Regions from separate parts of the Homo sapiens genome. Here region 1 is linked to region 2. A link is a loop called in an ENCODE intact Hi-C map of the cell type or tissue named here. Cell type or tissue: heart right ventricle. All regions are shown on one strand. Each heading gives the region's core, and the rest is flanking DNA. Links, peaks and the distances in the headings are about the cores only.

Region 1 (16,541 bases), core at 5,213-13,212, 210 kb before region 2:
CTTGGGGAATTTAAATGGCTTACTCAATACTACGTACATAAGGATAAATCTATTGTTTAAGTACTGTTATATCAACTCCCTATCTAGCACTCTGGCCATTGGTCTATGCATTAATTGAGACAATTTTAAACATTTAAAGGAAGCACTGGAATAGTTTACAGAGTCCACATTTCTCAAAGACACCACAGTGAAACAGACACTCACTGAAACATTTTTTATCTCAATTCACTTTAAAGACAGAAGAATTAGACAGAACACTTCCAGAAGCCGAATATATATTTTATTCCCTTTTCAATTTTCCTTGGGATAGAGCAAAATATGCAGTACAAACTAAGCTCCAAATATCTGATTTTGAGAAAAATGACAGTCATAGACTACTAAGTTGAGTTATATTTATTTAAATATAATTAATGGAAAAACACCTATTTCTACAAAATTGCAATAGAGATTGGGGAATGATTTACTAGATCCTTAACTGATGATTGAAAATTGCCCAATCTTCCCATGCCTCAACTTCACCAACTGTAAAATGAATTAATAATTTTGTCCATCTGATAAAAGAATTCTGAGAATTAAATTAAAATATTTAATATACACAAAGTACTAAGTATTCTCCCTGGCCTACTGGGCTTGACATTTGCTTGCACTAGTAATACCTAATTGCTTTCATTACTATGGATAGTGTATTGGTCCAGGCTATAGACCTGCATTCAAGCCGCTACTCAATTAGTGCAAACTATGCCAACTTAAGTATAGTATTTTACCTCTCTGGGCTTATTCCCCATCTTTGAAACAGTATAATGGATCCTATTCCACAGGGTTGCTTTAAAGATAATGTGTTTATCTTTGGCTCTGTTTATATGATGGATTACATTTATTGATTTGTGTATGTTGAACCAGCCTTGCATCCCATGGATGAAGCCAACTTGATTGTGGTGCATAAGCTTTTTGATGTGCTGTTGGATTCGGTTTGCCAGTATTTTATTGAGAATTTTTGCATCGATGTTCATCAGGAATATTGGTCTAAAATTCTCTTTTTTGTGTGTGTCACTGCCAGGCTTTGGTATCAGGATGATGTTGGTCTCATAAAATAAGTTAGGGAGGATACTCTCTTTTTCTATTGATTGGAATAGTTTCAGAAGGAATGGTACCAGCTCCTTTTTGTACCTCTGGTAGAATTCAGCTGTGAATCCGTCTGGTCCTGGACTTTTTTTGGTTGGTAGGCTATTAATTATTGCCTCAACTTCAGAGCCTGTTATTGGTCTATTCAGGGATTCAGGGATTCAACTTCTTCCTGGTTGTCTTGGGAGGGTGTATGTGGCTAGGAGTTTATCCACTTCTTCTAGATTTTCCAGGTTATTTGCATAGAGCTGTTTATAGTATTCTCTGATGGTAGTTTATATTTCTGTGGGATCTTTTTTATTGCATCTATTTGATTCTTCTCTCTTTTCTTCTTTATTAGTCTTGCTAGCAGTCTATCAATTTTGTTGATCTTTCAAAAAACCAGCTCCTGGATTCATTGATTTTTTGAAGGGTTTTTTGTGTCTCTATCTCCTTCAGTTCTGCTCTGATCTTAGTTATTTCTTGCCTTCTGCTAGCTTTTGAATGTGTCTGCTCTTGCTTCTCTAGTTCTTTTAATTGTGATGTTAGGGTGTCAATTTTAGATCTTTCCTGCTTTCCCTTGTGGGCATTTAGTGCTATAAATTTCCTTCTACACACTGCTTTAAATGTGTCCCAGAGATTCTGCTGTGTTGTGTCTTTGTTCTCGTTGGTTTCGAAGAACATCTTTATTTCTGCCTTCATTTCATTATATACCCAGTAGTCATTCAGGAGCAGGTTGTTCAGTTTCCATGTAGGTGAGCAGTTTTGAGTGAGTTTCCAATCCTGAGTTCTAGTTTGATTGCACTGTGGTCTGAGAGACAGCTTGTTATAATTTCTGTTCTTTTACATTTGCTGAGGAGTGCTTTACTTCCAACTATGTGGTCAATTTTGGAATAAGTGCAATGTAGTGCTGAGAAGAGTGTATATTCTGTTGATTTGGGGTGGAGAGTTCTGTAGATGTCTATTAGGTCTGCTTGGTGCAGAGCTGAGTTCAATTCCTAGATATCCTTGTTAACTTTCTGTCTCGTTGATCTGTCTAATATTGACAGTGGGGTGTTAAAGTCTCCCATTATTATTGTGTGGGAGTCTAAGTCTCTTTGTAGGTCTCTAAGGACTTGCTTTATGAATCTGGGTGCTTCCGTATTGGGTACATATATATTTAGGATAGTTAGCTCTTCTTGTTGAATTGATGCCTTTACCATTACATAATGGCCTTCTTTGTCTCTTTTGATCTTCGTTGGTTTAAAGTCTCTTTTATCAGAGACCAGGATTGCAACCCCTGCTTTTTTTTTTTTTTTCCATTTGCTTGGTACATCTTCCTCCATCCCTTTATTTTGAGACCTTGTGTGTCTCTGCACGTGAGATGGGTCTCCTGAATACAGCACACTGATGTGTCTTGACTCTTTATCCAATTTGCAAGTCTTGTCTTTTAATTGGAGCATCTAGCCCATTTACATTTAAGGTTAGTAATGTTATGTGTGAATTTGATCCTGTCATTATGATGTTAGCTGGTTATTTTGCTCATTCGTTGATGCAGTTTCTTCCTAGCATCAACGGTCTTTACCATTTGGCATGTTTTTGCAGTGGCTGGTACCAGTTGTTCCTTTCCATGTTTAGTGCTTCCTTCAGGAGCATGATTATCTCAATAGATGCAGAAAAGGCCTTCGACAAAATTCAACAGCGCTTCATGCTAAAAACTCTCAATGAACTAGGTATTGATGGGACATATCTCAAAATAATAAGAGCTATTTATGAAAAACCCACAGCCAATATCACACTGAATGGGCAAAAACTGGAAGCATTCCCTTTGAAAACTGGCACAAGACAGGGATGCTCTCTCTCACCACTTAAATTCAACATAGTGTTGGAAGTTCTGGCCAGGGCTATCAGGCAGAAGAAAGAAATAAAGGGAATTCAGTTAAGAAAAGAGGAAGTCAAATTGTCCCTGTTTGCAGATGACATGATTGTGTATTTAGAAAACTGCAACATCTCAGCCCCAAGTCTCCTTAAGCTGATAAGCAACTTCAGCAAAGTCTCAGGATACAAAATCAGTGTGCAAAAATCACAAGCATTCCTACACACCAATAATGGACAAATTGAGAGCCAAATCATTAGTGAACTCCCATTTACAATTGCTTCAAAGAGAATAAAATACCTAAGAATACAACTTACAAGTAATGTGAAGGACCTCTTCAAGGAAAACTACAACTCACTCAATGCAACTACACTGCTCAATGAAATAAAAGAGGACACAGACAAATGGAAGAACACTCCATGCTCTTGGATAGGAAGAATCAATATCGTGAAAATGGTCATACTGCCCAAGGTAATTTATAGATTCAATGCCATCCCCAACAAGCTACCAATGACGTTCTTCACAGAATTGGAAAAAACTACTTTAAAGTTCATATGGCACCAAAAAAAGAGCCTGCATTGCCAAGACAATCATAAGCCAAAAGAACAAACCTGGAGGCATCATGCTACCTGACTTCACACTATTCTACAAGGCTGCAGTAACCAAAACAGCATGGTACTGGTACCAAAACAGAGATATAGACCAATGGAACAGAACAGAGCCCTCAGAAGTAACACCATACATTTACAACCATATAATTTTTGACAAACCTGACAAAAACAAGAAATGGGGAAAGGATTCCCTATTTAATAAATGGTGCTGGGAAAACTGGCTAGCCATATGTAGAAAGCTGAAACTGGATCCCTTCCTTACACCTTATATAAAATTAATTCAAGATGGATTAAAGACTTAAATGTTATACCTAAAACCTTAAAAACCCAAGAAAAAAACCTAGGCTATACCATTCAGGACATAGGCATGTTCAAAACTTCATGACTAAAACACCAAAAGCAATGGCAACAAAAGCCAAAATTGACAAATGGGATCTAATTAAACTAAAGAGCTTCTGCACAGCAAAAGAAACTACCATCAGAGTAATCAGGCAACCTACAGAATGGGAGAACATTTTTACAATCTACCCATCTGACAAAGGGCTAATATCCAGAATCTACAATGAACTCAAACAAATTTACAAGAAAAAAGCAAACAACCTCATCAACAAGTGGGCAAAGGATATGAACAGACACTTCTCAAAAGAAGACATTTATGCAGCCAACAGACACATGAAAAAATGCTCATAATCACTGGCCATCAGAGAAATGAAAATCAAAACCACAATGAGATACCGTCTCACACCAGCAAGAATGGCATTCATTAACAAGTCAGGAAACAACAGGTGCTGGAGAGGATGTGGAGAATTGGGAACACTTTTACATTGTTGGTGGGACTGTAAACTAGTTCAACCATTGTGGAAGACAGTGTGGCAATTCCTCAAGGATCTAGAACTAGAAATACCATTTGACCCAGCCATCCCATTACTGGGTGTATACCCAAAGGATTATAAACCATGCTGCTATAGACACATGCACATGTATGTTTATTGCGGCACTATTCACAATAGCAAGGACTTGGAACCAACCCATATGTCCATCAGTGATAGACTGGATTAAAAAAAATGTGGCACATATACACCATGGAATACTATGCAGCCATAAAAAAGGATGAGTTCACGTCCTTTGTAGGGACATGAATGAAGCTGGAAACCATCATTCTCAGCAAACTATCTCAAGGATGGAAAACCAAACACGGCATGTTCTCACTCATAGGTGGGAATTTAACAATGAGAACTCTTGGACAGAGGAAGGGAACATCACACACCGGGGCCTGTCGTGCGGTTGAGGGAAGGGGGAGGGATAACATTAGGAGATGTATCTAATGTAAATGACATGTTAATGGGTGCAGCACACCAACATGGCACAGGTATACATATGTAACAAGCCTGCACGTTGTGCACATGTACCCTAGAACTTAAAGTATAATAACAAAAAATAAAAAAAAGATAATGTATTTAAACCCAAAAAACTATAGGTAGTTTTCAGCCTGGTGCCTATGATATTCTCAGAGTTTATTAAATTGTGTCTTTCTCCTATATACTCACATCACCCATGTACAGATATTTATATAGAGAGTACAGTATCTTAATATTTAGTTCTAATTATTCAGTTGTGAGTAGGGCAAGGCCCCCTGAGATCTTCTAAAGAAGGTAATTGACACTTTCATAAAATGTCAAACCAAGAAACAGATGAGGTTAATAGTATATTCATCTTTCTAAAAGAAGAAAAAAATTATAATTTTGGAAATTAAAGTGTTATCAACTTAGCTTTGCTTTGAGAAACAAACGTAAACTTCATAATTTATGATGAGTATAAAAAGGACTCTGAGAAAATACTAGGGGACTGTCAGGTTAAATGAAACACTGAAGACCTTGGGAGATTCAAAATATCTATGAAGGAATTCCATTTATTATTTTGATGTTTTGGGAAATTTGTGTTGCTTGATCCACTATAAGAGTTTAAGAAATATTAGGAAGCAAAGAGGCAGTGTATTAGTCCATCTTCATGCTGCGGATAGAGACATACCTGAGACTGGGTAATTTATACAGGAAAAGCTGTTTAATGGATTTACAGTTCCAAGCAGCTGGGGAGGCCTCAGAATCATGGCAGAAGGCAAGGAGGATCAAGTCATGTTTTACATGGATGGCCGCAGGCAAAGAGAGGGCTCGTACAGGGAAACCAGTGTTTTTAAAACTGTCAGATCTCATGAGACTTATTCACTATCACAAGAAGAGCACAGGAAAGACCTGCCCCCATGATTCAGTTATCTCACACCAGGCCCCTCCCACAACATGTAGGAACTATGGGAGCTACCAGATGAGATTTGGGTGGGGACACAGAACCAAACCATATCAGGGAGGATGTCAGTAAAGAGAGACTAGGAGGCAGGAGGGAGAAATGGAGGTAGGTCTCTATGACATGCTTAGCAAGCTTTTTAACCATAAAGAATCATGATTGTTTAAATCATCATAGAAGCCAGAGGAATGAAACAAGGGTAGAAGACCAATTTATTAAATATTACCTATCAGCTACTATGCTAAGTATGAACTAACTCAATGTAACCCATTTAGGCTTTGTGCTACTAGGCTCAATAGAACATCACTGCTGCAACCAAGGACACTTATGAAAAAAAGTCAAATAAATATTTTAATGATAAATTAGTTACGTTGCAAAACTTTTCAGAAATATATATTCTTCAACTTTTATTCTCAATGTAGATTTCAAACACAGCTGCTAATAAAAACATTCACCCTAAATCCAAGATCTCTTAAGCTTGCTCACAAACAGTCCTCATAGGCTGCTTCTTTTGTTTCTCCTTCTAGCGCAATCTTATTATACAGGCCAACTTGGTTTTCCTGTGGGATTATTCGACTAAAGCCTAGACTCCTCCATCAGTTCAACAAAAGGGATCATTTCACACTTGCCTTCAAAAGCAAAAAAATAAAAACTCTGGCCAGGCGTGGTGGCTCGTGCCTGTAATCCTAGCACTTTCGGAGGCCGAGGTGGGTGGATTGTCTGAGCTCAGGAGTTCGAGACCATCCTGGGCAACACGGTGAAACCCTGTCTCTACTAAAATACAAAAAATTAGCCAGGCATGCCGGTGTGTGCCTGTAATCCCAGCTACTTGGGAGGCTGAGATAGGAGAATGGCTCGAACCCAGGAGGCAGATGTTGCAGTGAGATGAGATCAAACTACCACATTCCAGCCTGGGCAACAGAGCAAGACTCCATCTCATAAAAAGTAAAACATAAAAACTCTGTCTAATGTATGTATTTGTTTTTTTGTTACTTTCTTAAGTAAAGTGTATATCTCAATAAAAAAGTCATTTGTTTTGTTCCCAGCTATATCTCCAAATTTAGCACAATACCTAGTGTGAGTGAAAAGAGATTTGTGAAATGAAAACCTCTAAGTTATCTTCCTTTGTTTAATTTTGGTTTCTACACTTAGAAGAAAATGAGGATAGAAGGACACATGTAAAAATAAAAATCTTTTTTTTTTTGATAGGCTTTATGATTGAAAAAGGTAAGGAAGGTCCCCAAGAAAAGTACAAACATCTAATTTATCAAAGCAATACTAAAATATTCATTAAGTAAAATACTTTTTTTTTTTGAGACAGAGTCACTCTGCCACCAGGTTGTAATGCAATGGCGTAATCTCAGCTCACTGCAACCTCCAACTCCCTGGTTCAAGCGATTCTCCTGCCTCAGCCTCCCAAGTAGCTGGGATTACAGGCATGCGCCACCATGCTCATCTAATTTTTGTATTTTTAGTAGAGACAAGGTTTCACCATATTGGCCAGGATGGTCTTGACCTCCTGGACTTGTGATCCGCCCACCTTGGCCTCACAAAGTGCTGGGATTATAGGTGTGAGCCACCACACCTGGCCAAGTAAAATATTTATTTACTATTTAGTAAACTAGTGTTTACTCCACTCATTCATGCTTAGCATTGTGGCTAATAGGAAATGTTTAATACATTTCTCCTTATTCCCTTGTTTCATTCCTCTGGCTTCTACTATGTCTTAAACTAGTGTTTACTAGTGATTAGCATTGCCTATATTTCAGAATGCTTTGGAAGGTTATAACAGCTCATAATAGGCTAGAATTTATATGTGACACTTTCTTATAAACATGAAGCAATTATAAATGTGAGAGCAATTTGCATTAATATACTTGATATCAAAGGACAGTGTGTGCCAATATCAAATGAGTTGTATATTTAGCAAAGGCTAAGGATGCTCACAGGTAGAAATTATTATAGGCTAGTGTAGTCAGGAATACTAAATGGGACAGGTGATTAATTTACTGTTTCATGCTAAACTGTACCCTGATGGTGTTAGTGAAAATAATTTAATATTTTGTGATGTGCTATTAGAAGCACTGTCTCCTATTACTACTGCCCTCTATCTACTATACAAATTTATACTTGTTATTTAGTAATATGACTGATAGGAATAATAAAATATTATATGCTAGTTCCATTCATTTATTCAGCATTTAACAATTATGTGTTGGTGTGTAACAAAACACAATATAAAAGTCATTGTTCAAGTGCTCATTTCAAAGCAGTGAAGAGAACAAAAATATCCCCTATTTTCATGCAGCTCACATTCCCAGTGGGTGAGATATTTAATTTAAAAGTTAAGAATCATATAATATTATTATTTCTTATGCAGTGTTCCATTAAAAAAATAAACTGGTGAACAAGAAATACAGTACCCCGGAGGGAGTACTTTAGTAATACTAGTGTGTCATGGAACTCTTCTAAGGAACTACATTTTGTTCACATCTGAAAAATGAGAATGAATGAGACTCATGAACTGCTGTGGGAAAATAAATCCAGGTAAAAGAATGACAACTGCAACATTCTATCTGTAGAGAAAAAGCTGAGTTCTTCACTGAAAGGAAAAGGAAGCTGTTGTGGCCAGGCAATACTGGTTTAGTTGTGGAATGTTATGAGATGAGTCTAGGAATGTAGAAAGAAAGTGGGTCACATTGTGGATATGCAATCCATGAAAAACATAATAGATTTTATTCAAAGAGCAATGCAAAACAGTTGTAGAATTTTGTGCACAAATAAAACAGAGAAGTAACAGTATGATTTGTGCTACTGAAGATCATCTGGGCTGCCGAAGAATGGGTTCCATGAAGGATGGATTGGAATCAGGGAGGAGACAAGTGATTCTAGGAGACTCGAAGTGAGATGAGAGTGAGAAGGACTAAGATGAGGCATTGGAGACAGTAGTGATGGCTTAGAACCCTCAGGGTCCTGCTGAAGTCAACCTCATTCAGTAAGTATAGTTGCTATACAATGGGATGGAGCAGAATGGATATTGAGGGAATAACCACAATATCCACTACAGCATACATTTAAAAAAATTAGATAAAGGAGAAGTGTTTAAGTTACTACAAAAAAATATGATTAGTTGGATGGTAGAGGGATTTTGCATTAATATTAGTAAACTGTACTTTATAGCTGAATTTGATCATTCAACCACAAGATGGCCTGCTTTATAATGTAGAAACACTTGTCAGTATTTTACCAAATACTGGTGTTCAATGGAGCACAGTTATAGAGAATAGATTATATTTCTGAGGTGCAGTAAACAAATGGTTTAAATTTCCTTTCCAAATCCAGGATTCTGTAAAAACAATGTGGCATGATTTTTCTATCACTTAACATAGTCACATTGGATGTCTGAGAGGTCAGGCAGATAAGAGATTTTTAAACATTTAATGAACAGTTATCTAAACATTTTGTGACATAGCAGGTATTATAGAATTTGTCAATAATGTATCAAATATGGGGTATATTTGTCACTTGGTTTTCTCTCTTAAATCTGCCATACATCTGGTATTGGTAAAATTTCGGCTCTTGCATCTTAAGGAGTTATTTTATTGCCACGTATTCTGCATGGGAAGTACATTTCTAAGCTTCCTTTTGTTAATGTGTCTTATCTGAATATATAAAATCTTTTTGTCAATTAGTCAAGGTGGATGATCTAGGTTATAGGACACTGAATCCATACCCTTTCTTATTCTCTGCTCTACTTGAAGACCTTGAACTGTATATTTCCTTTCTCTGTCTCTCAAGTTCATGTCAGTGATTACAAGACAGTGTAGAACAATTAAAAGAAATCCAGTACAACAAAACCAAATCATGGCTTGTTTCAAAACAAGTGAGCTATTAATAACATCTTAAAATAAAATAACACTTACTTGTATTAACTAGCAAAAAAGCATTTTCCTCACTTCCATGCCATTCTACCAATGTCCTGAAGTAATTGAACCAGAGATTTGGAGGTAAGCCACATCAAAAATTACAGTTAACATGTAAACAATTATATATAGTTTTAATTCAGTTTTTTCAATATTCAGATATTACATCTGCAAGATGATAAGGAACTATCATACAATTTCACCAATGAAGATACAACAGATCAGAAAAGTAATTAACTTTGCATACACCGAAGAGGCGTTTCAGCTCCCCAGGATAGAAATTATGATCCCATAAGAAGGCTGATGCAGGGTTTGTATAGCCTGAATCTTATACAATTTGGGATATGTGTGTGGGAAAGCCCTGTATAGGAAAAATAATACAAGTTACTAGTATCAATATTTTCTTTCATTTTTTTCACCTACCTTCTTTATTGATATTTAGAAGTTTATATTCGAAGACAGGAGAAAAACTTTGCCTCTTTAACATCTCAAACATTTGGTAAGAGGTAGTGTATTTGTGCATTCTCACTCTGCTATAAAGAAATACTCAACACTGGGTAATTTATAAAGGAAAGACATTCAATGGACTCACAGTTCTGCATTGCTGGGGTGGCTTCAGGAAACTTAAAATCATTGGTGGAAGGCAAAGGAGAAGCAGGCACCTTTCTCACAGGGCAGCAGGATGGAGGGAGTGCCATCACGGGAAATGCCAGAAGTTTATAAATCCATCAGATCTAGTAAGATTCACTATGATGAGAACAGCATGGGGAAAATCGCTCCCATGATCCAATTATTAATACCTCCACCTGGTCCTGTCCTTGACACGTGGGGATTATGAAGATTATGGGGATTACAATTCAAGATGAGGTTTTAGGTGGGGACACAGCCAGACCATATCAGGTAGGCATCCTGGGGCTGTCCACATGAATGGACATGGTACACAGTTTAAATTATTAATATTTATATACACGTAATTTATATACATTATTACAACTTAGCCTCACAAGCAGGAAGAAATTGCTATTTTCCCCATTTTACAGATCAGGAGCTCAGAAAAGTCAGGGAATTTGAGAAAATTCACAAAATTACTATGAGGTGGGTTCAAGTCCGCACTGCCTGACTACAAATCTCTTGCTCCTGCACTCTACTGTTACATCTTGACACGAGTTACTAAAATGAAAGGGAGGCATATTCTACATGGAAGAAAATGGAATGAAACACTCAATTTCCAAATCTCAAATATTCTTTAGGACTTACAGCCTACACTTTTAGTCAGCAAGGAGCTTACACTTCCATTCCCTTCATGACATTACTGGGCCAAGCATGTCCTCTTGTAATCAAGACCTGATAATTCCCAAATTATTTTGGCTCCAGGTGTCCTTTTTTCATATTCTGTCATTTGATTTTTTCTGCAGTTACTTTTTATCTTGGAAAGCACAAGCATATTCTCTGTACTCTCAAATGACCCACATTCACATTCCTGTGGAATTTAGAGTTTTCCCACATATATATAATATATGTATATAATATATATCTTATTATTCAGATATTACATCTGCAAGATGATAAGGAACTATCATACAATTTCACCAATGAGGATACAACACATCAGAAAAGGTAATTATATGTATGAGAAAACTCTTAAGATATAGATAATATATAATATATTATCTATATCTTAAGAGTTTTCTTTTACATAATAGTAAAATTGTGAAAATCATATAAATTAAAATGAAGAGTATTATTATTTAATTCATAGTCCATATTTAATTATCATCACATTTCTAATATTGTGATTTATACTTTTATTTATGCTTTTATTCTGGTTGTCGATACAAGGCAAGATCATGCATTGCTTGTTTCTTCAGTGCATTTTAATCTAGCAAACTTCAGTCTTTCCTTTTTCTGGTATTTATAATGAATGAAAATTACTAATTTTGTAAAATTGAACACAGATTGTCTTTGATGTTCCCTCATAATAAGATTCATGATATGCACTTTTTGCAGAGAGACCACATTAGTGATGTGTCGTTGGTGCATAATAACACTTTTGCTGATTGATCAATTAATGGTGATGTTGTGTATTAGATCCTTTGGTTCATGTCTTTTCTGATAGGTTACTTTAGTGTATAGTTATCATTTTTCCCTTAGTAGCTAGTATCTTATGGATATACTATGCATATAGATGTATAGATAAGTATCTTCATCTATCATGTCTCTATTTTTCATAATTTAACTTTTCACTAAAAATTATATTTTGAAAGCTTCACAGTAATTCACAAAGATCATTCTTATTTTTTACAGGTGCACATTTCTCTAATATATTCAACTATTTTTTAGATGGGCAAATGAATTTTTGTTTCAATAATTTACTATCACAAATAATTCTGCAGATAATAACATTGTATATTTTCTGGAGGTGTGTATTCAGGATAAAGTCTTTGAAGTAGAATTGCTAGTAGACCAAAGGTAAATACACGTGTACATTTCAAATATTGGCAAATTTGCCTCTATAAAAATTCAGCTACTTTGCAGCCTCACAAAGACAATATTAGAGTACCTGATTCCCCAAAGCATTACTAACAAAATCAAGATTTTTAATTTTTGCCAATTTGTTGTAAGGTGTTATTATTCTCTTGTTGTTGAACAATTTGTTTTATCTTTGTTTCTCAGTGTATACTGTTCTTTCTTTATATATACTGTTGGTGTATGATGAGCTTCATGAATAAATTTATGTATTTCACTAAAATTTGGCTAATGTTCTATGATGTTTCTTTAATTATTTTTATTAATTTTAATCCTATTGTGTCTCTTCTCTTCTGGATTGTCAGTTGCATACATATTAAACTCTTGAAATTTTTCCACAGATTCTGCATTTCATTTTCTTTCTTCTTCTCTTTCTGGCTCAAATTGAGTAACTTCTATTGCTCTGCCTTCAAGATCATTGGTTTTTTCCTCTCCCATATTTTCTATGTTGTAACTCTTTTCAGATATTTAAATTTCATTATAGATATTTTTACTTGTAAAATCTTTTTATTCTTTTTAAATAATTTTTATTTTTCTATTTGCAGTTTCCTATTTTTTAATACATGGAGAACACATTTTCTTTTATAGTATTGCATGATTATTGTGGCTGCTTTAAAATACTTGCTGCTAACTTCAATATCTGGTTCACCTTAGTTAAGTATATTCTTAATATGTTGAATAATTTTGATCGTATCCTGTACACTGTGGATTCTATTATAAATCTACCAAAGTTTTATTTTTCTCTAATTTGTTTTGGTAGGCAATTAAGTTGCTTAAACTCAAATCTAACCTCTCATTTGGATGTCTGTTCAGACTTCAGTTCATCTCTTTCATTCTTAGCTGGGCTGTTTTTGGTCTGTCTCAGGCACGCATAATTTGCAAAAATTATAAAATGTGTAAAATCTGTTGAAACCTCAGAATAACAGTGAGAATGAAAAGTTCCCTTTTGGAACTTTCCTTTCACTTTCAAGCCATTGTGGATACTCCGCGTTTTGATTTTGAAGTCTTAAGGCTTAAATACCATGGTTTTTCCATTGGGAATTCAGAAGTCCAAAAAGTTGTGTCTATGGTTTGCCCTTAGAATAAAAGCCAGAAAAAGTGAGGGAACAACCTTTGCTTCGTTCCTCTTCTAAGTTAATTCTTTTTTGAATATGCCTGATTGTTCTCACTCTTTATGTTCTCAGATAATTCATTTTGCATTATTTCCTTGAAAGTGTGGATTTTCATTATTTTATTTGTTCTTCACGTTGATTTATAGTGATTTTATGGAGATGTTAGGATGTGGACAATTACTCGGGCTCTCGGAAGTCCTCTAATGGGTGCTTGTTTTCCCATCAATAATATGAAATTGCAGTCAAATACGCCTGTTATGTTTACTACTTGGCTACCAGAATCATGCATATGTTACGTATTATCTATGTTGCATAAATATTCAGGAAAAAACTCACTTCCTTAGTAAGTATCTTTAATATAATGTAAGTAATGTGTCTTCTGTTGTCTAATGTAACTGGGTTAGAAACCTAACTTTGCGACTCACTGGGTATACTTTCCTAGGCATGTGAACTTTCTGAACCTTATTCCTAATAATTATAAAATAGAAAAAATCATACTTTCCTTAGAAAGAAGGTAATGCATGTAAAACAGTATTGAACATATAAACTTTTCTCTCCTCAATTTTATATAAAATTGAAGTTCCATGAGGTGAGGTTAATGGCCCAAGGCCACGTGTTAGACCAAAATCAGGGTTAGGAGCCTAGTCTCATTTCTTATTTGGTCATTTTCAGGATCTCATGCTTTTCTTAGATTTTTATACTTTTTTTTTTTACTTCTAGAAAGAGCCAGCACTTTTTTTTAGCAGTCCTTTTCATATTGCTGTTATTTGCAAGTTGAAAGATTATGAATCTTAATGATGACATTAGTAATGTCAGGTCAAATCCTGTATCAGTGTTGACAAATCAGTAATGAAAATACATACAAATTCTCTAAATATTGTTGGTGCATAATGTTGACAGTCTTGGATATTTTTCTAAGTCCTTAACAATATTTGCCAACTATTTTTTTTATTGTCCTGTCCCTATCTGGATATTTATTTTAATTTTGATGTGATTATTCAACTAAAATATAACCTGTACTATACTCTATTTGTAAGTGAGTCCCAATACATTTTTCAATCCTGTGAGCAACAGACTTATTCCATAACGAGGGGAGTACCCTAGGACTTTGTCCTCATTTAAACATTTTCCTTTCTCCTCTGCCGGGCAATGCATGTAATAGTGACATTACAATGAAATCAAATTTGACCTTCTTAAAGCCAGAATACAAAAATATGTTCTTTCTTTCGCAGAGTAGTATCTATTGAGAACAGAGACATGAATGGTTGAGGCATATCTCTTTTCATGCTTTCTCAACAGTAGACAAGTAAAGCTTTCAAAAGATTCAAATGAATCCCCAGGGGCAGCCGTCTTCTAGTTAAAGTTGTGTTTTCTTTACTTCTCTAAAAATTTTCTCATTTGACCCCACTATCTAAAGACAATTTACATTGAGGTCAGGCTGATGCTGTAAGACAAGGCACAGAGCTGTCCGGGCTTCTCATTTCAGGCTGCCTCTTCGATTTAAACTCCAAGTGCTAGAGTCAGAGCCTCAGGTATAGCTCATTGTTTTGTTTTGTTTTCTTCTTCTGTCATCTAACTGTATTCTTTAAAAGGTACAAAGACCTTATTATGTTTCTTATATTAAGAAATAAAATCTCAAATATAGGCATTAGCTCTCTTTTACAAAAGAAATCCTTCAAGTTTAAAATATCAATTTAAAGATAATTGTTTTCTATGTTATGAAATTTAGATTTTCAGCAAAAGAATATCTTACTCCCAGCGTCAGGCATTTTTCATTGTAATAAAGGAATACCAGAGCATGGGTAATTTATTTTGGCTCACAGATTTGTAGGCTATACAGGAAGTGTGGTCCTGTCAGCTGCTTCTGGTGAGGGCCTTAGGTAGCTTAAAATCATGATTGAAAGCAAGGGGGAGCCATCATGTCACATGGCAAGAGATGGTGCAGAGAGATGCCAGACTCTTAAATAACAGTCCTCAAAATTACTTACAGAGTGAGAACTCACATGTTACCATGAAGACAGCACCAAGCCAGTGATGATGGATCCACCCCCATGATCCAAAACCTCCTTCTAGGTTCCGCTTCCAACATTGGTGGTCACATTTCAACATGAGATTTGGAGGGAACAAATATCAAAACCATATCACCCCCAAACATAACTTGGCTGCTTTTAAGTGGTGTTATGACATGATTTTGAATATCCCAAAGACAAAGTGAATTAAGCTGAATGATGATATTGATAGAAATGACATATGATTGTCACAATTATTTAAACAGGCATGAGCGGGACAGGGGAGGGCTCTCCCTTGACCCACTGGGAATGTCAGGTGACTGTTTGGCAATTATCATATTATCTATAAAAGTGATAAATTGGCAGCCTGAGCCAGGGAGGGGCCAATTCCTGATGGTGCACACCTGTGGTACTAAAGTGTTAATTGCATGCAGACACCAAGGAAAAGCAAATTCCTGGGCCTACACATGAAGAGACAAAATGGCAGAGTATGACCTTCTGGAGGCACACCACAGCAAAGGAAGAAAGCCTCAGATGGGCATGCCTACACTTCCTAAACACAGTGTGCGTGCTCACCTCCCAAGAGTAAGGAGGACACTGCACATGTGGGCGGCCCACCCTAAGGGAAAAATCATGGGAAAGAGGCCAGCCTATAAAGTCCCAGGATCATGGTTAAAAATTGCAATTGTCCTTCAAGTCATGTGCTAGGGTCTCTTTCAACTGTACTGTACTTTCTCTCCTGTTCTAAAGCCTTTTTAAATAAATTTCCACTCCTACTCTGAAACTTGGGCTTCTTTTTTTGCCGTATGCCCCTCAATTGAATTTCTTCTTCTGAGGAGGCAATAATTGAGGTTGCTGCAGACCCCAGATTTGCTGCTGGTAAGTTGGATACCTTCCACCGATAACATGATGAGTTATCCAATATTAAAGAATTTTCAACATCGAAAATAGTAGCGTTTGTATATACTAACAATAAACCATTTGAAAAAGAAATTAAGAAGTGACTCCCATTATCAGTAATTACAAAGAAATAATACTGAGGAGTAAATTTAATCAAGGAGATTAAAGATCTCTACACTGAAAATTGTAACACACTGATTAAAGAA
Region 2 (16,541 bases), core at 5,813-13,812:
TTTTTAATCTGTGCTTTTTAATTTGCAAAATTTCTGTTGGCCTATATTTAAGTTCATTGAGTAATTCCCCAGATGTGTGGAATCTAATGATAATCCTGTTGAATGTATTCTTCATTTCTGTGATTATTTTTGTAATTTACAACATTTCCTTTTTTTTTCCATCATTCCTCTTTTTCTGATTACAGTGTCCATCTGGTCTTGTACGTTGTATGTGTGTGTGTTTTCCTATTAAAAGTTGTTTGATCTTAACCACAATTATTTTAAATATCCTATCTATCTGATAATTTCAATATTTTTGTTATATCTGAGACTGATTCTGATACTGGCTTTGTCTCTTTAGACTGTGTTTTTTTCTCGTCTTTTGGTATGGATAATTTTTTTGTTGAAAGCCAAGCATGCTACAGAAGTGAAGTAAATAGGCCTTCAATGTGAGGATTTATGTTAATGTGGCTAGTTGAGCTCTGTTTAATGTCTCACAGAAGTACCCGAGGCTTCAAACTCCTCTCCTGTTCTTGCGTTTGTACTCCTTGACTTTGAGTTTCCCTTTGTAATGATGCTTAAAGAAGATCTGAGACTTGCAGCTCTTTCAGCCATAATTCATTATTATTACTATTATTATTATATTTGAAGCTTTCTGTTGTCATGGAAGCATGCGAATAAGAGGCATATTTCTATAATCTTCTAATGAAGTGTTAGTCTCAGCGGACCAATGTTTCAGGGATATGGCCATCAAAAGTATTCTAGTCTATCTTCCAAGGTCATTTTTTGTTTGCTTGTTTTGCTTGCTTTTCCCTACTGTCTCTTCTGGTTGCAGTACACTAATCTACTGTCTTGAAGCCTTTTCCCCTGTTGTCTACCCTCGCCTTTACCCTGTTAGGTGAGGTGGAAGTTAGGAGAGGGCTGGAGTGTGAAGGAATCTCCTTCCCCTAGCTTGAATCAAGTTTCAGCATATGCTCTGGAAAATTCCTTCCTCAGGATGCTAGGTCTTTGTTAAGAGAAGACACTGGATGGGTTTCATGAGAGCATTTTTTTTCCCTATTCCTGCCAGGGCCAGGAGGTGATCTTTCTCAGTTCCTCACAGTGGGAACCTCGAGGGTTTCCTGGAGTGAAAGCCTGTGAAAATATGTGGTTTACCTTATGACTAAGATCCCCAGGTGTTTCTCATTCTCATGATAGTCTGCGCTCAACCTTCAGCACATCATCAAAACTAGCACTTAGCTGCCTCTAACCATCTAAGAGATTTAACAGCTTTTGTTCCAGGTGAGCAAGCCTCAGCTGTCTCTCTCTGTAAGTGCTTCTTTCTCCAGATTTTGGGAGATGCAGTTTGCCTTGTAACTGCAGTTCCTGGGTAATTTCAAGGTAAGATTTTTGCTCAGGTTTTTCTTGTTGTAAGGGTGGTAGTGATGGACAGTTCTTTAGATGTTGGACCTGAAACTGGAAACCCCAGGCTACCAATTTTTGATTGAATTGTTTTTGCCATCTGAACCCCGAGCAGTGCTATCACCTGTGTTTCTTCTATCAACTAGCAAAGGGATAAGAACACTGGAAAAACCTATTGCTCTTATGACAATAACAAACATACACAAAATGCAGATTGTCTAACTTCAGCTGTCCTATTGCCGATGTTGAGAAAACAGAACTCAAAAAAAATCCATATTTTATTAATGTAATGAGTCTCAAAACTCAATTGCACTACAATTGGAACCTATGGGAAAAAAATAAAAATAGTACTTTCAGTCTGTTATGAACCTATTCTTACTTAAAATGCCACTTTCTATTTAATTAGAGAATTAAGAAATTTGGGGCCAGGCACCGTGGCTCACGCCTGTATCCCAACACTTTGGGAGGCCAAGGTGGGCAGATCATCTGAAGTCAGGAGTTCGAGACCAGCCTTGGCAACATGGTGAAACCCTGTCTCTACTAAAAATATGTAAATTAGCTGGGCGTGGTGGTGCATGCCTGTAATCCCAGCTACTAAGGAGGCTGAGACATGAGAATCAATTGAACCCAGGAGGCAGAGGTTGCAGTGAGCCAAGATCACACCACTGCAGTCCAGCCTGGACAGAGCAAGACTCTGTCTCAAAAAAAAAAAAAAAAGAAAGAAAAGAAAATTAAGAAATTTCATTTAATCCCATTTGATAAACTTAGCCTGCTAAGTAGTTTAAATAATCCCTCTAGGTAATATTATTATATGATTAAAATTTATCAGTTCTTTCTCTAGGACCCTGATGCTTTCATTAAGATGACATGTAGGCCAGGTGCAGTGGCTCACTCCTATAATCCCAGCACTTTGGGAGGCCAAGGCAAGCAAATCACCTAAGGTCAGGAGTTCAACACCAGCCTGACCAACGCGGTGAAACCCCGTCCCTCTAATCCCAACTACTCAGGAGGCTGAGGCAGGAGAAGCACTTGAATCCACTTGAATCTGGGAGGTGGAGGTTGCAGTGAACCAAGATCATGCCACTGCACTCCAGCCTGGGTGACAGGGCAAGACTCTGTCTCAAAAAAAAAAAAAAAAAAAAAGACATCTAGCTTTTTATGAAAGAGTTGTGGTTTATGAAATTTTATGGCTTATTTTATAGTTGAGAGGGACAAGATCTTCAGATTCTTCTGATATCCTTTTACTGTATTCTGTATTTTTCTGGTCACTGAGAGCATTAATGATCTCCATGCTTGAAATTTGGGGTTTACATCCCATAGTCTTTCTAATGTTGTTTCATCAGAGAATGGTGATACTTCATTTGAAGGTCTTACTTTAGTTCCTGCTGGCTGCAAATCCTTGCATAGCTTCTTTACTTTATCAAACCTGTGGGCCCACTGGTCTCTGGGGTAGTGGTGCCTCTTCCCACCAGGGCAGAATCCATGGAATCTTCTTGGCTTTCATGTCAGTTTTCATGTCACTGGGAACTGAAAAAAGCTCTGAAATGCCAAATTTAGATGGCTGTATCCCAGTTTGGTGTTATAGCTGCTAGAGAAATAATTTGTTTCCAGAATCGTAATCTAGTGACAGCGGCTAAAAATACTTCTGCAATAGTACTGCTGTCGTTTATCCTTAGCATCTTCATATTCCCTGAGTCTAAGCCAGTATAAGGAAACAAAATAGAGATGCATTTAACTCTCTAGATCTCTGTCTTCCTTTCCATAATCTATTTGGCCAGAAAGGTTGATTCATTTCTATATAATTACTTTTTCTTCCATTCTGGCTAATGCAATAATCTGAGAACTTCAATATTTGATATTTAAAATGCAATTTGGGAATTTTGAAAAATCTTATTTTGTATAAAACTTGGAGAATTGTTTTATTGAATTATAATTTTAAATACAAGTCACAAATATGTTTTTGTTTGTTTTATTTGTATTCCTTATTTTTGCATTTCTAAACTCTCCTTAGTTAGATGTAAGCCAAGACCTGAGAAGGATAAAGAATGTGTATTACAAAATTTAAAGGAGAACATTGCATTTTTTACTTTCAAATGATTACCCTCATTAAACCAGCAAGTCTCTGGGTTAGGATTGCTCATGTTCACTCAAGGAATAAGGAAGATGGCAAAATCGGAACCTAGGGCTGAGCATAGATCATGGGCTATTTTCTCCTTGCTCCTTAAGATTTTATAATCTTTGTGGGGTTCTCATCTGCAAATTCAGGAAAGAGAAAATTCCTATGTGCCTTCATAGCACGCATTTCACATTCATATGGCAAACTTTATTAATTGCATACTGTGTGCCAAGCACAGCGCTAGTCACTGGGACTACAACTGTGAGAAGGGCAGAAGAGGTTTGAGAACGTAGGGAGCTAATAATCTTCCAGGAGATGCAGGGACATTGACACAAAATTAAATCTGTTTTTATAAATGTTATCGTAAAGAGAGGACAGTTTTTTCTTTATATTTGATTTTGCAACAATCTTTCAGCATTTATTTATTTTTTCTATCTTATACCTCTGGTATTTTGGGGATTGTCTTATTTATATACAAGTCTTTTGTCCCTTAAGGGCCAAGAATAAGACCTTTTCCTAAATATACAGCCAGCAGAATTGAAATAACATTTTGTTGACAGTCAAAAAAACTAAAATTTGACTCTCAGCTCAGTTGCTTTAATAGTTGAATGACCTGAGGCCCATCCTTTGACCTCTCTAGACTTAGTTATACTCGTCTATAAATTGAAGTGATAATAACCACTTACAGAGTTATTATGGTAAATGAGTTAATATATGTGACTAACATTTTTAAGTGTACACAGATCTATAGAGAAATAGGCATTAAAAATTTACTTTGCAAGTATTTAACATCTGGTATTCAATTACACACTGCTAAGCATTGAAAACAGATTGTGTCTAAACATTGAAAGCCTTTTTTACATAAAAATATTAACGATAAATGCAGTTTATCTAGCAAATTTCCTATTAATGGAAGCAAACTTAGATTCGACACAAAATAAAGATTTTGCTATTCCAGTCATGACTTCATATCCACAAAAGAAGTCCTTAAAACATCACATCCTTCAGGCAATTCAACACTCAACTCACTTTTTGGATGTCATAAATTTCATCTAGGAAAATTTATAAGATGGCTAGTCTCCAAGATATTGGAATTAAATAAACTGTTGAGACTTACAGAAAGAAAACAAGGTTTTAAGGACATACAAAGGTTTTGATAACATATAAAACATTTTTCAAAGACAGTGGTGATGGTAAAGGAAAACTATAAATACGATAAGGCCAGAAGCAAGACGTAATAGTGAAACAGCTTATACAGTTTTAGAAGATTGCAACATCAGATAATATGTCAAAAATGCACCACCACACATTTATTTAAATGAACTAAGGGGGATGTTTGTATTAATAGCTACCCTGCCAAGGAATGCAGAAAGCCAAAATCAAACAATATAACTCAGGCTTATCCACAAAGAGCCTAAAATGGGTCAGGTGAATATCCAGAAACTTACTTAGAAATTCACCGTGGAATGTGTTGGTCACTTCAAATTTCTTAATGAAACTCAAGTAAAGTAATTTGCAAGTACATTTGAATGAGTAAATAAAGCAAAGTCATATACATATATCACTCTTACTAGCAGTCCTGGTAACTCCCACCTGTTTGTTATTGGAGTAGGGGTGGCAATAAGCTGCTGTTTTATAAATTTAAGGAGTCTCAGGGGTCATATCACCAGTTCCAAAAAATAAACGAATTATGAGATTAACAGTAAAATGTCCATTTTAATGAAAATCCTATGCTAATTCAAATGAGGACCCTACTGTTGAAGAAACATTTGCTCTTCACACATAAACATGAAATATACCCTAACTCATTTATGAGCTGCAGTCTTGAATCCAGGCACAATATATCACTATGACACCATTGTTGTGCAATTGCAAGAAGGCTAGCCAGGGATCCTGCTTAGTCTCTGACTGCAACAGTTACCCACCCAAGGATTGCACTTAGTTTCTGTAGTCTTCATTAAGCAATCAAGCTAACCTACCACATACTCCCTAATAAAAATATGAGCCAATGCCAATCATATGGCTATCTAGTCAGAAATAGCGAAACAATTCTTAAATCTCTGTATTCCTGGATGAATCTTTTGAGTTAAAACTTGAGAAAAGTAAAAATAACTGTGTTAAGTTAGAACACCAATTATGTAAGTATGAGGTGAGGAGGTCAGAGTTAAGGACAAAAAAAAAAAAATGGAAAGGAAATCTAGGGTATTTAGTTGATATAAGTTCCTAATCAATCAACCATATGATATGGCTCCTCCAACAAAGAAACTAGTCAGTTGGATAAATGCCTGAAACATCAAATTATAAAATATTTTCATCTCATTTTTCAGAAGAGGAAATAAGGGCATGAAATTTAAGTAACTTGTACTGAATCGCAAATCTACTGCTATGGCTAGAAATGGAGCCGGATCTGACTCCAAAGGCTATATATATATATTTTTTTTGTGTGTGTGAAATAACACTGATGAGGAAATTCAAAACCATAATACATGAGAAATAAAGAATTACTAGAACTGTAGATTTTTTTTTCCTTGGCATTGGAAAGCATGAAGAGTGGTGAAAATGAGAAAAAGTCTTGATTGTGTACTTCAGATATCTGATGATTTATTAATGACAAAAAGATAATAGAGAAACAAATAAGTAAAATTTAAGGAAAGCAAGATATTTATTGAATTAGAAAAATCTGAAGAAATGAATGGACTACTTACCTGGTAATGAATTTCCCTACAAGAAATGTGTTGAAGTAGAAGACTAAATGTTTACCAAAAGAATTATTACAGAGAGAATTTAAGTATTGTGAAATGGCCATGTCAGATGATATTAAACTCTGGCCTCAAAATTTTTGATTCTATGATACTATGAAAACACACATAAAATATAGGAAAGTATCCAGGCTAGCCTGTCAGGGCTTTGTCCTGGCTCCTTCGCTTGATCTAAGTGAACCTAAGAATGGCTACCAAGAAGTAGGGAAACCAGGGAAAGGACAGAATGTTAGTTGCCTTCGACAGAGCAGCCTCAGTTTTAGAATGAGAGAACGCCATGGTGCATGATGCTTTGGTTCCCAAGAGACACTCAGTGATATGATTCAGGCAAGTGCATCATGTTACTCGCCTTGATACCTACCTAATGACCTGCTTCCCCAGAGGACCAAATAACAGCTTATCATTGGCCTAATAATACTCTCCTCTGAGGTCTCCTACCTCTGCTTCCCTCCATTACTGATTGGCTGCATGACCCTGATCAAGTTACAGCTGTCTCCTGGGTGCACTGAGCAGCACTAGCAGTCTTTCAATCTAATTTACTGTAGAAATAAAAAGTAACTCAGAAATGATCTATAGAAGTAGCGACAATGCACAGGAGACTTAACAAACTCCAGAGCATGGTGCTTGCAGCAGAAGAGATATCCAGGTCAGTAATTTAACAACAAACTCCAAAAATAAAAATGCAAATGTTCATCTTATCACTTATATATTAGGTAATTCAGGTGTGCATTATAGAGTGCTAAGTTGTCATAAGGACTCATGTGAGGTCTTTTCATGGTCTTTGATGATGGGATCATCTCATGTACACAAAGTACCACTAACGAGGTCCTGGATATTTGATGAGGAATATTTTCCAGAGTGGAAGAAGGTAGATCTGTAACAGTTCTATACTGGGCACTATCATAGGCTATTTACATGTATTATTACCAAAAATCTTCACAATGACTGTAGTAGTAGGTACAATTGTCCCAATTATATACATGGGGAAAATGCCATCAGTGATAGATGATTGTCTGTTCCAGTTCAAATCTTATTCATTATGCTATTTCAGGCATGTGATTTAACATTATTGATATGCAGTTTTTAATATATAATATGTGTATAGTAATAATGTATACATTTTATTACATCTGTATTCTAATACACAAAATGTGTAAAATAGTTAGCATATTATTATGGTAATAATAACAAAGAATTATAATGCAATAAAGCACCATGATAACATAACCTAAACATGCTTTGCAATAGCCCATCATTTCTTTCACCCAAACCTGGTTCTCAAATGGAGGCAGGCAAAAGTTTTTATACCTGGTGAAAATGTGATTGGGATAAAGAAATTAGAAGGGAGGGAATAGGTAAAAAAAAAAAAAAAAGAAGGGAAACAAGGAAGTAAAATGTGGGTCCTCATGTCACCAGTAATCTACTAATCTCTTGACCTAGTGTCTTTCAATAGAGTGAGAGAAACAGGTGTCAATTAACTGGGAAGTTTTGGAAGTCCCAAACATTTAGAAAACTCCAAGTCCTTCCCATTCATTTTTAAGGTACAGCTAAAAAATATCAGCAGGTACACTAAACAGCAGTTGGAACTGGGAAATATTTGGGTCACAAAGGCCACACTGGAATTTCTAATTGCCAGCTGTGCAGATTAACTACAGTTATTTCATTAACCTTCTAATAACCAATCCTTAATTTTACTTGAATGAGATTTTTTTGGGACAAAATCTATCAAATCATGACAGTGTTTTCCTTTAATAATAACCAGTATTATATACTGAGATTTTTCTCTATTCCTATCACTGCCTTAATCACTATTTGTTACATATTAATAACATGAATTCTCACTTAATAACCCTAATCTTGTGACATTGGTACCATTATTATCCCTCATTCGCACATGAGGGAATTGAGGCTTAGAGAGGCTAAGCCAAAACTAGTCAACAAGGTTACACATTGTTTTGGTTATCAACTGAAGTGTGACAACCACTCAGAAATTTAATAGCTTGAAAACATCCATCATTCTATTTGCTCTATATTCTACCAGTCAGAGATTTGCAGGATCTCTGGATTCTACCACAGATTGGACTGGAACGAGTAGAGGCACCATGGGGCAGCACTACAGGGCTGGACATGAGGGTGGGGGCATCACAAGGTCTAGGGTGTCATTTGGAGGTGGCTTCAATGGCTGGGGCTGGATAGGACAGCTGGGTGAGCCATATGTCTGTTATTTATTTTGTTTATTGTAATTGTTTATTGTCTAGGTCCCTTGCTATTTATCCACAATTCTGGCATGAGTCCTGCATGGTGATCTCATGCTTGCAAACGAGTTTTCCAAAAGACAAGTCAATTAAAAAAGTGTTTATTAAGTCTCTGCTTGCATCACTTTTGTTAACATCTCACTGGCCACAACGAGTCACATGAAAAAGTACTGTGACTGTGGGAGAGGATTAAACAATGTCTAGAAGACAAGAGATACAATACTGGCACTTTAGAGAGCTTTGAGACCCACCAGAAAGTACATTTGGACTAGGCTTACGTTTGCATGTGTGTGTGGAGGGGAGAAGGTTTGTCATTGGAGACTAGAGCGGGAGAAAAATAGAACTACATAATTTCAGAGAGACACCATCTATCTAGTTCAGCCTTTCATTTTACATGTAAATAAATTGGAGCCACAATAGAAAAGTGCCAGGCTAGGCACATAAATCTAACTATTGTCAAAGACTAGATTCAGAATGCAGATGACACCAAAATCCAAAGGAGAAGCTCTAATGGAGAGTTTGCAGCATGCGGTAATAGTGAAGAATGTGAGTAGAATGCATGGGCTGAACACAGCTGAAGTGGAGATTAAAAGAGCCAATCAGTGGACAGTCTGAGAGTCCAATCCTGTGAAGTTGCTTTTAAGTAACCCACTTGAGAATTAATTTGCATTGTCCCTTGCCTGCACTGGTCAAGCTGAAACACCATATCCCTTTCACACATCACTGCCTAATATCTTTCTACTTATTATTTCCTTGGAGTACTTGAACTCTGCTGTTCGTCTACATATCTACATCAGAATATCTATGTTGTGGTGTAAGCTCCTAAAAAGCAAAAGGTAAATTATCTTAAATACAGCGTAAAGTAAAATTAAGTATGTAATAAAGGCTTTGGGATTATGAAAATGAGGAAATATGTATGGTGCCTTAAATTCATCTAGGGAATCATATCTACAGCATCTCCTGTGTAGCATATTTTGTGCTATTTAATACAGAGTTTACATTTAATCAACATAAAACTATAAAGTAAGTATGTTTTGAATCCTTCGTTTTTTCCACAAATGAGGAAACTAAAGGTGAAGATGGCTAAATGGCTTTCCCACTTGTCATACAGCTAGTAAATGAAACATCATAGATTTAAAATTTGACCATTATCCTTGTGCTACTTTTTCTTTAGTGCAACTAAACCATGGTCCCAAGTAATATAGGATAGGATATGCAAAACCCAGCAAGGTGTGAATGCAGTGTCAGACTTTTACACTTAACATAATTTTGTAAAAATTACGTAACCTCTATGAGTTTGAGTATTTTCATTTGAGAAATGAGAGTTGGACAAGATTATTTCTTACATGCACTTCACCTCCAGAATGTTTATAGCATTCACGGAAAATTGCCAAGGCAATGATATTCAATGCAGCGCCATCTGGTGTTTACCGATGAGATTAGCTGACAGTTCTTGTTAAATGAAAAGAAAAAGAAAAAGAAAAAGAAAAAACAGCAAAATAACTCCAAAATATATAAGTGATAAATATGCACTATGTACCCAAGATACATCCCACTGCAGATTTTATTCATTTTCTTGTATAATGTTTATAAAGTATGTGTTAAAATATCAAAAGCATTACACTAACTGGATTCTTGTACAATGTCACATACAGAGATAGACACTGCCTTCACATATAAATGGAGTAGATTATACCTGCACATTTCACATTCACAATAAAATAAGTAATAGGTCCCATCATTGCATAGAAACACCTAATTTCTATGCAATTAGGGTTAAATACATTTTAATCCCATGTAGCTACATGCATTTGACAGTAACCAGCACTGTTGTATTTGAACTGTGTAATTATACACTGGATCTCTCAGAGGCAGAAAATGTATAATTATGAAGTTCCCTACAGTATTAAAAAAACACAACTGTGTGGTGCTAGGGAGAAATCACAATGGGGATACACTGCCTGTGATTCCACATCCCTAACTTCAGTGTCTACTTAACTTCCAATACAGTGTAATTAGGCATGGGTTGAGTTGGAAGATGAACCATATCTAATATATTAACAGCATCTCTTATTCACAAATAGCTAAAGAGCATTCCACCAGTCATGCCAACAGCTTCCCTTACACATAACACAAGCAATTTGCCATTCCACCTAGAGTCACCACTATTATATTTTTTGCTTTCAAAACAAGATTCTGAAAATATTTCCCCAAGCCACTCAAAATGCAGCCTTTGTATGGGTATTATATAGAGTTCCTAGATGCATGAAACATAATTTCACAGGGGAGTTAAAGTGATGAGGTATGCTCAGTAAGTAAAAAGGAATGCAAACTAAACAGGGCTATATGTTGGATTTCTTGTCTGCTTTCTCGATAGATGAGCGCTACAGAGACTTTCTAAAGGACATGGCTAAAGGATTTGGCTTATATTTTGAAATTCTTATGGCACTTAATTATAAAGTCCTTCACTTAAATTTGCTTAAAAGTTAATTAAATATCTATAGAATTTGGGAGAAGAGTCTTTATAGCAACTTGCATGAAAACCTTAATGCATACAGGCTTCACATGAGCCAATGAGATGATATGCTAAGAAAGTGTCTTGGGCAGTATTAGTGAGTGCAATGTCTACCTTAGGAAATAGCAGCCCCACAATGCCACGATAAAGAGTCTAAATGTCCTAGAGAAGGTAGGGAAATGAAATCAAGTAAAACCAAAAACTGAAAGAACATATGTTTAATTTAGTCTTAGAGGGAAGTCATATAATGATCAAATTAAAAATTTCAGATAGTTAAAAGTAGTATGTAAAGTGAAAAAAGGGATGCAATAGAAAATATGCAGAAAGCAGAAACTGAAATAAAGTGAGAAAGGTATAACTTTTCTAATAAAGTGAGAGTTGAGGTGGAAGATCAATAATAAGAGAGAGGCAGCTTTGCAGGAGTCTCAAGAAAAAATTCTAGGTATGAACAAAAACAAGTGCAAAGTTCCTGGGACAAACAATGAAAGAACCAGAGAATCTGGAGTAGAAGAACAGGAGAATTGTAAGCAGTGACCACTTTCATACTGGGTGTAAAAACAAGATTAACGTTGTTCGGGAATAAAACTGGAAAAGGGTGAAAGAATTAAAGCATCCTAACTATGAAGTCAAGTTATATGTGAAAATGGATCATGTAATGGAATCCAATTTATTCTCCTATATTTTAAACCAGCTGTTAATGATTCTAATTTAAAGATCTTATGCTACACAGCAATTATCATTGTATGCACAAGTTTTGTAGGTATTTGTCTTTTATGTCATTTCTATACAATTAAATGAGCATTAATAAGATAAAAAACATTTCAGAGTATTAAAAGCTATTTATGGATTCATACATGATTAGTTTATTGCTGATTTTAAAATAAATCAAAATGTTTAGACTCTGACTATTAAGATGTACAAGAGAGTTGATTTTTCTAATTTTTTTTAAGTTAGTCATAGAAGGAGATTCTATTGTTTCTTTCTATAGAAGGTATGGTCTTTCTTAGGAAGAATATACTATAAAGTTTGTGAATACTAACCATGACTGCCATTCACAAAACGTAAGAACTTGGAGAAGTCATTGAATCTCTCTAAGCCTGTTGCTTCATATGTAAAAATGAGATTGCAATATATGGCTTATATCTTTATCATAATTTTCTCCAGTCTAACATTCTGTGATTATGTTTATATGCCATCCTAGGAAAATCTCTGTATATTCTTTCCCTTACAGTAGAATTTTATTCTTGTAATAGACTATTCCTATAATATACATGATGTATATTAAAAATATATATTCTTATAATACAGTTTTAAAATGTGAATATTCTGATGTGTTTTTCCAATCTTAATGTACTTTACCAACATGGTCTCTCCTGTCTACCACACATTCCCCATTTTATTTTAGATAATATTGTTATTTTCTCATCACACCTAAATTTCTACTACTTTTTATTATTATTTATTAAACTTTAAGTTCCAGTATACATGTGCAGAACTATGCAGGTTTGTTAAGTAGGTATACATGTGCCATGGTGGTTTGCTGTACCCATCAACCCACCATCTAGGTTTTAAGCCTCACATGCATTAGGTATTTGTCCTAATGCTCTCCCTCCCCTTACCCCCAACCCCCTGACAGGCCCTGGTATGTGATGTTCCCCTCCCTGTGTCCATGTGTTCTCATTGTTCAGCTCCCACTTATGAGTGAGAACATGCGGTGTTTGGTTTTCTGTTCCTGTGTTAGTTTGCTGAAAATGATGGTTTCCAGATTCATCCATGTCCCTGCAAAGGACATGAACTCATTTTATTTTTATGAATGCATAGTATTCCATGGTGTATATGTGCCCCATTTTCTTTATCCAGTCTATGATTGATGGATATTAGGGTTGGTTCCAAGTCTTTGCTATTGTGAATAGCACTGCAATAAACATATGTGTGCATATGTCTTTATAGTAGAATGATTTATAATCCTTTAGGTATATACCCAGTAATTAGATTGCTGGATCAAATTGTGTTTCTGGTTCTAGATCCTGAGGAATTGCCACAGTCTTCCACAACGGTTGAACTAATTTATACTCCCACAAATAGTGCAAAAGCATTCCTATTTCTCCGTATCCTCTCCAGCATCTGTTGTTTCCTGACTTCTTAATGATCATCATTCTAACTGGCGTGAGATGGTATCTAGTTGTGTGTGTGTTTTTTTTTTTTTTGCATTGCTCTAATGACCAGTGATGTTGAGCTATTTTTCATATGTTGGTTGGCCACATAAATGTCTTCTTTTGAGAAGTGTCTGTTTATATCATTTGCCCACTTTTTGATGGAGTTGTTTTTTTCTTCTAAATTTGTTTAAGTTCCTTGCAGATTCTGGATATTTGACCTTTGTCAGATGGATAGATTGAAAAAATCTCCTCACGTTTTGTAGGTTGCCTGTTCAATCTGATGATAGTTCCTTTGCTGTGCAGAAACTCTTTAGTTTAATCAGATCCCATTTGCCAGTTTTGGCTTTTGTTGCCATTGCTTGTAATGTTCTAGTCATGAAGTCTTTGCCTATGCCTATGCCCTGAGTGGTATTAACTAGGTTTTCTTGTAGGGTTTTTATGGTTTTAGGTTTTATGTTTAAGCCCTTAATCCATCTTGAGTTAATTTTTGTATAAGATGTAAGGAAGGAGTCCAATTTCGGTTTTCTCCATATGGCTAGCCAGTTTCCCGAGCACCACTTATTAAATAGGCAATTCTTCCCCCATTGCTTGTTTTTGTCAAGTTTGTCAAAGATCAGATGATTGTAGATGTGTAGTATTATTTCGGAGGCCTCTGTTCTGTTCCATTGGTCAATATGTCTGTTTTGGTACCAGTACCATGCTGTTTTGTTTGCTGTAAGCTTGTAGCATAGTTTCAAGTCAGGTAGCATGATGCTTCCAGCTTTTTACTTTTTGCTTAGGATTGTGTTGGCTATATGGGGTATTTTTTATGTGAAATTTAAAGCAATCTTTTCAGCTCTGTGAAGAAAGTCAATGGTAGGTTGATGGGGATAGCATTGAATCTATAGATTACTTTGGGCAGTGTGGTCATTTTCACGATATTGGTTCTTCCTTTCCATGAGCATGGAATGTTTTTCTATTTGTTTGTGTCCTCTCTTATTTTTTGAGCAGTGGTTTGTTGTTATCCTTGAAGAGGTCCTTCACATCCCTTGTAAATTGTATTCCTAGGTATTTTATTCTCTTTGTATCAATTGTGAATGGGAGTTCACTCATGATTTGGCTCTCTGCTTTTCTATTCTTGGTGTATAGGAATTCTTGTGATATTTGCACATTGATTTAGTATCCTGAGACTTTCCTGAAGTTGCTTATCAGCTTAAGGAGTTTTGGGCTGAGCTGATGGGGTTTTCTAAATATGCAATCATGTCATCTGCTAACAGATACAATTTGACTTCCTTTCTTCCTATTTGAATACCCTTTATTTTTTTCTCTTGCCTGATTGCCCTGGCCAGAACTTCCAATACTATGTTGAATAGTAGTAGTGAGAGAGGGTATCCTTGTCTTGTGCTGATTTTCAAAGAGAATGCTGCTAGCTTTTGCCCGTTCAATATGATATTGGCTGTGGGTTTGTCATAAATAGCTCTTATTATTTTTAGATATGTTCCATCAATACCTAGTTTATTGAGAGTTTTTAGCATGAAGTTGTGTTGAATTTTACTGAAGGTCTTTTCTGCATCTATTGAGATAATCATGCAGTTTTTGTCTTTGGTTATGTTTATGTGATTGTTTATGTTTGTTGATTTGCATATGTTGAACCAGCCTTGCATCCCAAGGATGAAGCTGACTTGATCGTGGTGGATAAGCTTTTGGATATGCTGCTGGATTCAGTTTGCCAGTATTTTATTGAGGATTATCACATCAATGTTCATCAGGGATGAACAGGCCAATGCCTGAAATTTTCTTTTTTTGTTGTGTCTCGGCCAGGTTTTGGTATCAGGATGATGCTGGCCTCATAGAGTGAGTTAGGGAGGATTCTCTCTTTTTCTGTTGTTTGGGATAGTTTCAGAAGGAATGGTACTGACTCCTCTTTCTACCTCTGGTAGAATTCGGCTGTGAATCCATCTGGTCCTGGGCTTTTTTTGGTTGGTAGGCTATTAATTACTGCTTCAATTTCAGAACTTGTTATTGGTTTATTCAGGGATTCGACTTCTTCCTGCTTTAGTCTTGGGAGGGTGTATGTGTCCAGGAATTTATTCACTTCTTCTAGGTTGTCTGATTTATTTGCGTAGAGGTGTTTATAGTAATCTCTGATTGTAGTTTGTATTTCTATGGTATCAGTGGTGATATCCCCTTTATCATTTTCTATTGTGTCTATTTGATTCTTTTCTCTTTTCTTCTTTATTAGTCTGGCTAGTGGTCTATCTATTTTGTTAATCTTTTCAAAAAAATTGCTCCTGGATTCACTGATTTTTTGAAGGGTGTTTTTGTGTCTCTATCTCCTGCAGTTCTGCTCTGATCTTAATTATTTCTTGTCTTCTGCTAGCTTTTGAATTTGTTTACTCTTGTTCCCTTAAGTCCTACTGATCAGAAACTTAAAAAAATTAATTGTGGTAAAGTATACATAACATGAAATACAACATTTAAGCCTTTTTTTTTTTTTTTTTTTTTTTTTTTTTTTTGAGACGAAGACTTGCTCTGTGGCCCAGGCTGGAGTTCAATGGCTTGATCTCGGCTCACTGCAGCCTCTGCATCCTGGGTTTCATCCAGCTATTCTCCTGCCTCAGCCTCCTGGGTAGCTGGCATTACAGGCGCACACTGCCACGCCCAGCATTTAAGCCACTTTTAAGTGAACAGTTCAGTGACATTAAGTACATTCACCCTTTTGTGCAACCATCATCACTCTCTATCTCCAGAACTTTTTTATCTTGCAAAATAAACTCTGCATCCATTAAACAATAATTCTTCTTGTCAGAAACTTTAAATGTTTACCCTCAGAGTGGCAAATAGAAGAGGTCCATAAAAATCAATTGTGAAGGACTTATTCTCTCCCAATCCAATCATAAGACCTCATTCAGGAGTAAATACAATAAACAAGAAGAGTACCCAACCTCTTAAAATTTATAGTTTAGAAGAAAGAATCGAGATTAACTTATTCCCCGGCTTTCTTTTTGGTCACCACTGCCTAGAGAAATACGGGGAGCAGACCATAAAGCCATATGGACTGTGTGCATCATTTTCTGGCTGTGCTTAACTTAATGTTCCTCCCTATCTTTGCACACTGGTCTGCCAAGGACCAGATGGCACAACCCTGTGCAAAGAGGTGCATCTTTCCTCAAGGAAGTTGTTTGTTCTTACATGGAGCACATACATTTAACTTAATTCAGTAGTAAAAAAAAAAAAAAAAAAATTCTGGAATCACAGGCTGTTTGGAAACTACAACCATCTCTGAAATTCTTCTCCACTTAAATCAGAAGAGAGGAGAGGGGAATAAACTGGAAGAAAAGAAAGGGAACATGATGAGAATATTTATTTAAAGACTATTTT

The links. Peaks named below come from ENCODE experiments on the same cell type or tissue, not always from the same donor. Only the 100,000 strongest peaks of a DNase experiment are listed, where the experiment ranks them.
Region 1: it touches region 2 in a loop (7-fold over the local background); 21 of 110 quality-filtered maps call a loop at or near these places.

Annotation. Positions count from the first base shown.
Region 1 is chr11:91,032,752-91,049,292 of GRCh38, forward strand. No RefSeq gene overlaps it. Among named protein-coding and RNA genes, the nearest start is that of LINC02748, 120 kb to the right of the region's middle. In heart right ventricle, for the core only: a CTCF peak has its summit at 9,063; no DNase peak of the experiment used is centred there.
Region 2 is chr11:91,238,463-91,255,003 of GRCh38, forward strand. No RefSeq gene overlaps it. Among named protein-coding and RNA genes, the nearest start is that of LINC02748, 89 kb to the left of the region's middle. In heart right ventricle, for the core only: CTCF peaks have their summits at 9,931 (motif pointing left) and 10,149; no DNase peak of the experiment used is centred there.